Regions from separate parts of the Mus musculus genome. Here region 1 is linked to region 2. Evidence: chromatin loops called from intact Hi-C (ENCODE). Cell type or tissue: heart. All regions are shown on one strand. Region 1 overlaps Sord (sorbitol dehydrogenase). Region 2 overlaps Duoxa2 (dual oxidase maturation factor 2).

The links. Peaks named below come from ENCODE experiments on the same cell type or tissue, not always from the same donor. Only the 100,000 strongest peaks of a DNase experiment are listed, where the experiment ranks them.
Region 1: a loop joins it to region 2, with 2.2 times the contacts of the local background. A loop is called at or near these places in 5 of 42 quality-filtered maps.

What each region holds. Positions count from the first base shown.
Region 1 is chr2:122,243,058-122,245,557 of GRCm38, reverse strand. All of the region lies in intron 1 of Sord (sorbitol dehydrogenase), which reads right to left. Among named protein-coding and RNA genes, the nearest start is that of Sord, 9.5 kb to the right of the region's middle. In heart, a CTCF peak has its summit at 1,508 (motif pointing right); a DNase peak (open chromatin) is centred at 1,527; H3K27ac peaks cover 400 bases.
Region 2 is chr2:122,301,499-122,303,998 of GRCm38, reverse strand. Duoxa2 (dual oxidase maturation factor 2) reads right to left here. Exons shown (of 6, transcript NM_025777.2): 5 at 2,124-2,338; 6 at 1,114-1,795. The coding sequence ends at 1,602. It overlaps Duoxa1 (dual oxidase maturation factor 1), which reads left to right. Exons shown (of 10, transcript NM_001305262.1): 10 at 1-450. The coding sequence ends at 254. Among named protein-coding and RNA genes, the nearest start is that of Duoxa2, 3.8 kb to the right of the region's middle. In heart, CTCF peaks have their summits at 931 (motif pointing right) and 1,210 (motif pointing right); no DNase peak of the experiment used is centred here; H3K4me3 peaks cover 805 bases; H3K27me3 peaks cover 2,400 bases.

The DNA of each region.
Region 1 (2,500 bases), 58 kb after region 2:
AGAAGGCAACACAAATTGTTTACCATGGCTACTGTAGGCCAGATCAAACTTCCAACTCTGCCTTACACAGCCCAGAGCTTACAGATGAGAAAGAAACCTGAGGCTAGGGTGGTAGGAAACTTGGTCAAGATCCTGCCACCAGACAGAGAGGATTAACCAGGGCTCAGCCCAGCTGTACCTGACATCTATACCAGTTTCCACTGTACCTGGTGCAGTCCTGAGGAAATGACCTTTCTTCTGTCAATCATGTAAGGCGATTGCTAGGTGGACCCCATACAGAGTGCCCTGATGGGTCTCTGATTAAAGCTTTCCTGGCCAGTGAGATGGTTTGGCAGGTTAAGGGGGGCTTTGGGACAAGCCTGATTACCTGAGTTTGATGCCTGGAACCCACATGCTAGAAGATGAGAGCCAACTCACAAGTTGTCCTCCACATACCATGTTTCTTCTCTCTCTCTCTCTCTCTCTCTCTCTCTCTCTCTCTCTCTCTCTCTCTCTCAGATACACACACACACACACACACACACACACACACACACACACACACACAGAGTGAATAAATATGTTTTAAAAAGAAAGCCCGTGCCCCAGGCCTGGCTCAAGCCACTTGCTCTAGGCAGCCTCACAGCATCAATGCATACTGACAGCAGCTAGGCTAAACCCGCCTCAACACTATCATGCTCAACAGCAGATCCAGTGCCTGGCTGCAAACCAAGCCTGCAGCCTTCCCCAAAGGCGTCCACGTAAGGTCTAAACGCTTTCACTTCAGACCAGCAGACTCTCTTGTGGGGAAAAGTTCAGGGCTAATTAAACTTCTCCAGAGGGGAAAACCCAGTTCACGTGCTAATGCTGAGAGGCACAGAGCTATGGCGTCCATTGGGTTATCCCATGCTAGGTGCTCTACCGGCACCATCACTTCAGCTTCCGAGGCTCCACAGCCTAAGAATGAAGAATTGAGATAGTTACAACCTGCCCTGCAGCTGCAGGGGCTAAGCAGAGGATGACCACTACTGGAGACCAGGAAGGAGGCACCGACTTGGGTGAGGGGGAAAAAAACATTCAAAGTAATTGAGGCACTTTTCATTTTGCTTTGGGGGAGTGGTTAGGTTTTTTTGCTTGTTTGTTTGTTTGTTTTTGTTTTTGTTTTTTCCTTCACAGTAATTTAAAGAAGGAAAAAAAATCCATTTTTAAAGAAATCACCACCTTAGAACCGCTATCACCAAATCTTTCTCAAAGAAGTCTCAGGTCCCATGTTTGATATTAACTAACACCCTAGATTGTTATGTAAACTTATGTTTCTGTTATAGCAGATACAATTTTAACTTCAACTAAGGTGCAATCTAATGAACCAGTTTTGTTTCTAACTTGGAACCTCACCCACCCTCCGTACTAATGGTCTCAGCAGACAAACCCCAGGCACTTATGTCTCCACATTCTTCCTATCTCTGCTTCCAGCCAGGGCAAGCTGCCCTTGCCGAATCACACACAAAGGTGCAGTGACTCTTCTGGACACCAGAGGGTGCTATGCTGATAGTCTGTTTACTGTTGCGTGGCAGAGGACATTGAACACTTCATTCTTTCCACCATTTCCCTCCCCTCTCTCCCCACACTCTCTCTAGAGGTGACCTTTAAGCTGTCCCTCCTCCCAAATGCTGGTGATACAGCTGAGTGCCACGACACCAAATTTTTGTGGTGCTGGAGAAAGAGCCCAAGGCTTTGTGTATACAAGGCAAGCAACAGAGCTAGAGTCCTCAACAACCTCTCCCTACCTCTTGGTGACTTCACTCAACTGTGGCTCAGTTCTGCCTCCCTCTCTCTGCAGGGGGCATGCCACTGGGCACAAGACCTTATTAAGATCAACCCTTGGTAACTGGAGAGCCAGCTCAGCAGTTGAAACTGCTTGATGATCTTGCACAGGACCAGAGTTCAGGTTCTGGCATCCATGTTAGGCTGTTTACAAATGCCTATAGCTCCAGCTCCAAAGGATCCAACACTTTCTGGCCACTGCAGGGACACATATGCACACACATACACACAAATATGAACTGCCCTGTTTATACCTAAAAAAAAAAAAGTTCTCACAGCTGGTAAGCATATACCTATAGCCCCAGTTTTAAGGAAGCTGAGGCAGAAAGATCTAGTATCTTAAGATAGCTTGAAGTAGACAGCAATATTGTCTCAAAACAAATAAGCCTTAACCTTGTAAATACTAAGAACCAGTGTGGGTCCCCAGCCCCGGCTTTACCAGGCTACCACAGACCACTGAACACCAAAAGGTGGTGGTGGTTGGCCGCCCTGTTTACCTAATCTCCTTTTCCATCTCAGATTTCCTACATGCTTTCCTAAGCTTTCCTCATCTCCTCATCTCTCAGGGTTCTGAGGGCTGTGCTCAGGGGTAGAATGGATGCCTAAAAATGGTGAGAACAGGCAGGCAGACCAATGTACCCATGCATGCATGGATGCACCCATGCATATCTCTCTCTCTCTCTCTCTCTCTCTCTCT
Region 2 (2,500 bases):
GACTGCTGTGTATTCTGCTTGGCCTGGTCATGGCAGTGGCCCACAGGATGCAGCCTCACAGACTGAAGGCTTTCTTCAACCAGAGTTCAGAGGACCCAGTGCTGGAGTGGGGCTCTGAAGAAGGAGGACTCTTGAGCCCCCACTACCGGTCCATAGCTGAGAGTCCTGAGACCCAGGACATTCCCATGTCAGTGGCTTCCTCTGAGACATGTTTTAAGGAGGAACACCCCAAAGAGTCCGACTGTTCCCTGTAAAGCTCTTCTCCTGGTAGCCACTGAGTTTCCAGACTGCCTCCAGACATTATTGGAGCCCCACAAAACCAGCAGAACTGTCCAGGAAGTGGGTTTCAGTTGTATCATGTTCAGTTGTAATATGTATCCAACTTGTTGATGTAACAGAATAATATACACAGCCTACTAATGCAAAAAAATAAATGAACAAAAGTGCTAAGGCTCTGAAGAGATGTCAGACATGCCCAGAAACCGTTGTCGTGGTGACAGCACAGGGGTGGCTATGTCTGCACAGCATCAACCTTCTTGAAAGCTTTGCCTCGTCAAGGTGCCAACCTTCCACTCATAACAAATACATTGGGCATCCTCAGCATCCATCTCTTGCCTTTGGGGGGTCTGAGCCCCTTTCTTTCTTTTTCCAATTTTCACAGCTTTTGTGACCTCTGGGTCCACATTAGCTGGAGAACAAACATCGTGTTCCAGTTTTAACATTAACAGGCTATGTGCCACACTCTTTTTGACCTTTAGTCCCGAAATATGCTACGTAAGCTTATAGAACTCGAGAGGAAAAAAAAACTGTTTAAAAAAAAGTCCCAGGGTAGGTATAATGTGTATAAGTACTTTGCCTGATTGTATGTCTGTGAACCACTTGCACGCAGTGCCTGCAGAGGCCAGGAGGGGGCATTGCAGACATGCCCTGGAACTGGAGTTACAGGAACTGGCCATGTGGGTACAAAGACCTCAATACCAATACCTGAAAGGGCAGCTAGTGTTCTACCACTGAACCATCTCTCCAGACCCCAGGATTTATATTTTTATGCCTTGTTGACCTCTCTCTTAGCTCTCAAATACAAACATAAAAGAAGACAACCTGAAAGAATTTGCGAATGAACGCCAAAATCCTAATCTTCCCCAATACATTCAGTGTGGCTAGTAGAGATTTGGGTAGAACGTAACCCACCACCCGTTGGAGGAGATGCCTGCCAGTTCCTCTCAGATCTCACTAGAGGGCGCACCTCCCCCAGAGCCCTACTGTGTTTCTCAGGCTTCTCAGCACCTGAATGTACATACAGTACTAGGCTCTTACTAGCCTAGAGGAGTTTCTCAAGGTTGTAGCTCCAAATGGCCAAGAGAAGCCAAGGAAATTGATGGGCATGGGAATTTTGAAGAAAAAAAAAGAAACAAAAAAGTTTATTTACAGTTCTCCTGAGAAATCCATTCTCTAGAGCAAAGGCACATGGGGTGCCCCCTTGTCGTCCCGCAGGGACAAGCAGTTCTCCAGACTAAGCTATGCTCCTGGCACGCGCTCTTAACACAGTCTTCAGGTCTATGGGGTCCCAAAGAGGGGTAGAAATCCGGAGTCAGTTATTTTCACAGGAGAGTGGTAATATTTAAGTCTGGACTCTTCAACTGTTCGTGTTGCGGGTTGTTGAGGGTGAGAGGTGAGTTTCCTTTAGCCTGGTTGCTACAGTCTTTGACACTTAGATCCAGAAAGGAGCGAAGGGCGCTGGGCCGAGTATAGTGGAGAATCACCACCGCCCCTCCGAGGAGGAGGCTCAGGATGCCTGCACCGGAGGGAGGAAAGACAGAGGGACTCAGGGATGCAGGCTCTCATTGCCAGGATTTGGAGCCCATCCCTGGAATTTCCTACACGCACAACCCTCAGAAAGAACTGACATGTATTTCACGATGCACGAGTTTTCATGCAAACCCGGGCAAGATACTGAACCCTTCTGAGCTAGCTCTTCTCAACCGTAAAATAACAGTGTCGGCCCACCTTCTGCCTGCTACGGAGACGAACATATTAAATAAGAGAACCCATTCTCTAAACCGGAGAGCGTCCATCCCATACACACCCCGGTCACCACCAGGTAAGCATCCGTCGGTACTCACCGGTGGCCAGCGTGAGCCAAAAGGAGGCGCCGTAGTAAGGCGTGAGGACGGCGGAGCCCAGGCGGAAGTGGCAGAGCGGCACGCTGGAAATCGAGGCGAAGGCGAAGACACCGAAGAGCGTGAAGGCACCGGTGGTGAGCAAAGCCAGGCCTCCGTAGAGTGGGGCGGGCATGGAGAGCAGCGCATTGGCGATGATCCAGAAGCAGAATGCCACCCTGCGAGGGACCAAGGCAGCGCTCCATGAGCGGGAGTTCCCTGACCAGGACTGCTGGCGGTGTAGAGGAACCGTCCCCAACCCCCACCCCGGGAGAGCTGGGTCCTGAGCCTCCCCTCCCAGCCCCTCGGCCTCCCCCCTCCTATAGCTGGGACGTGAATTC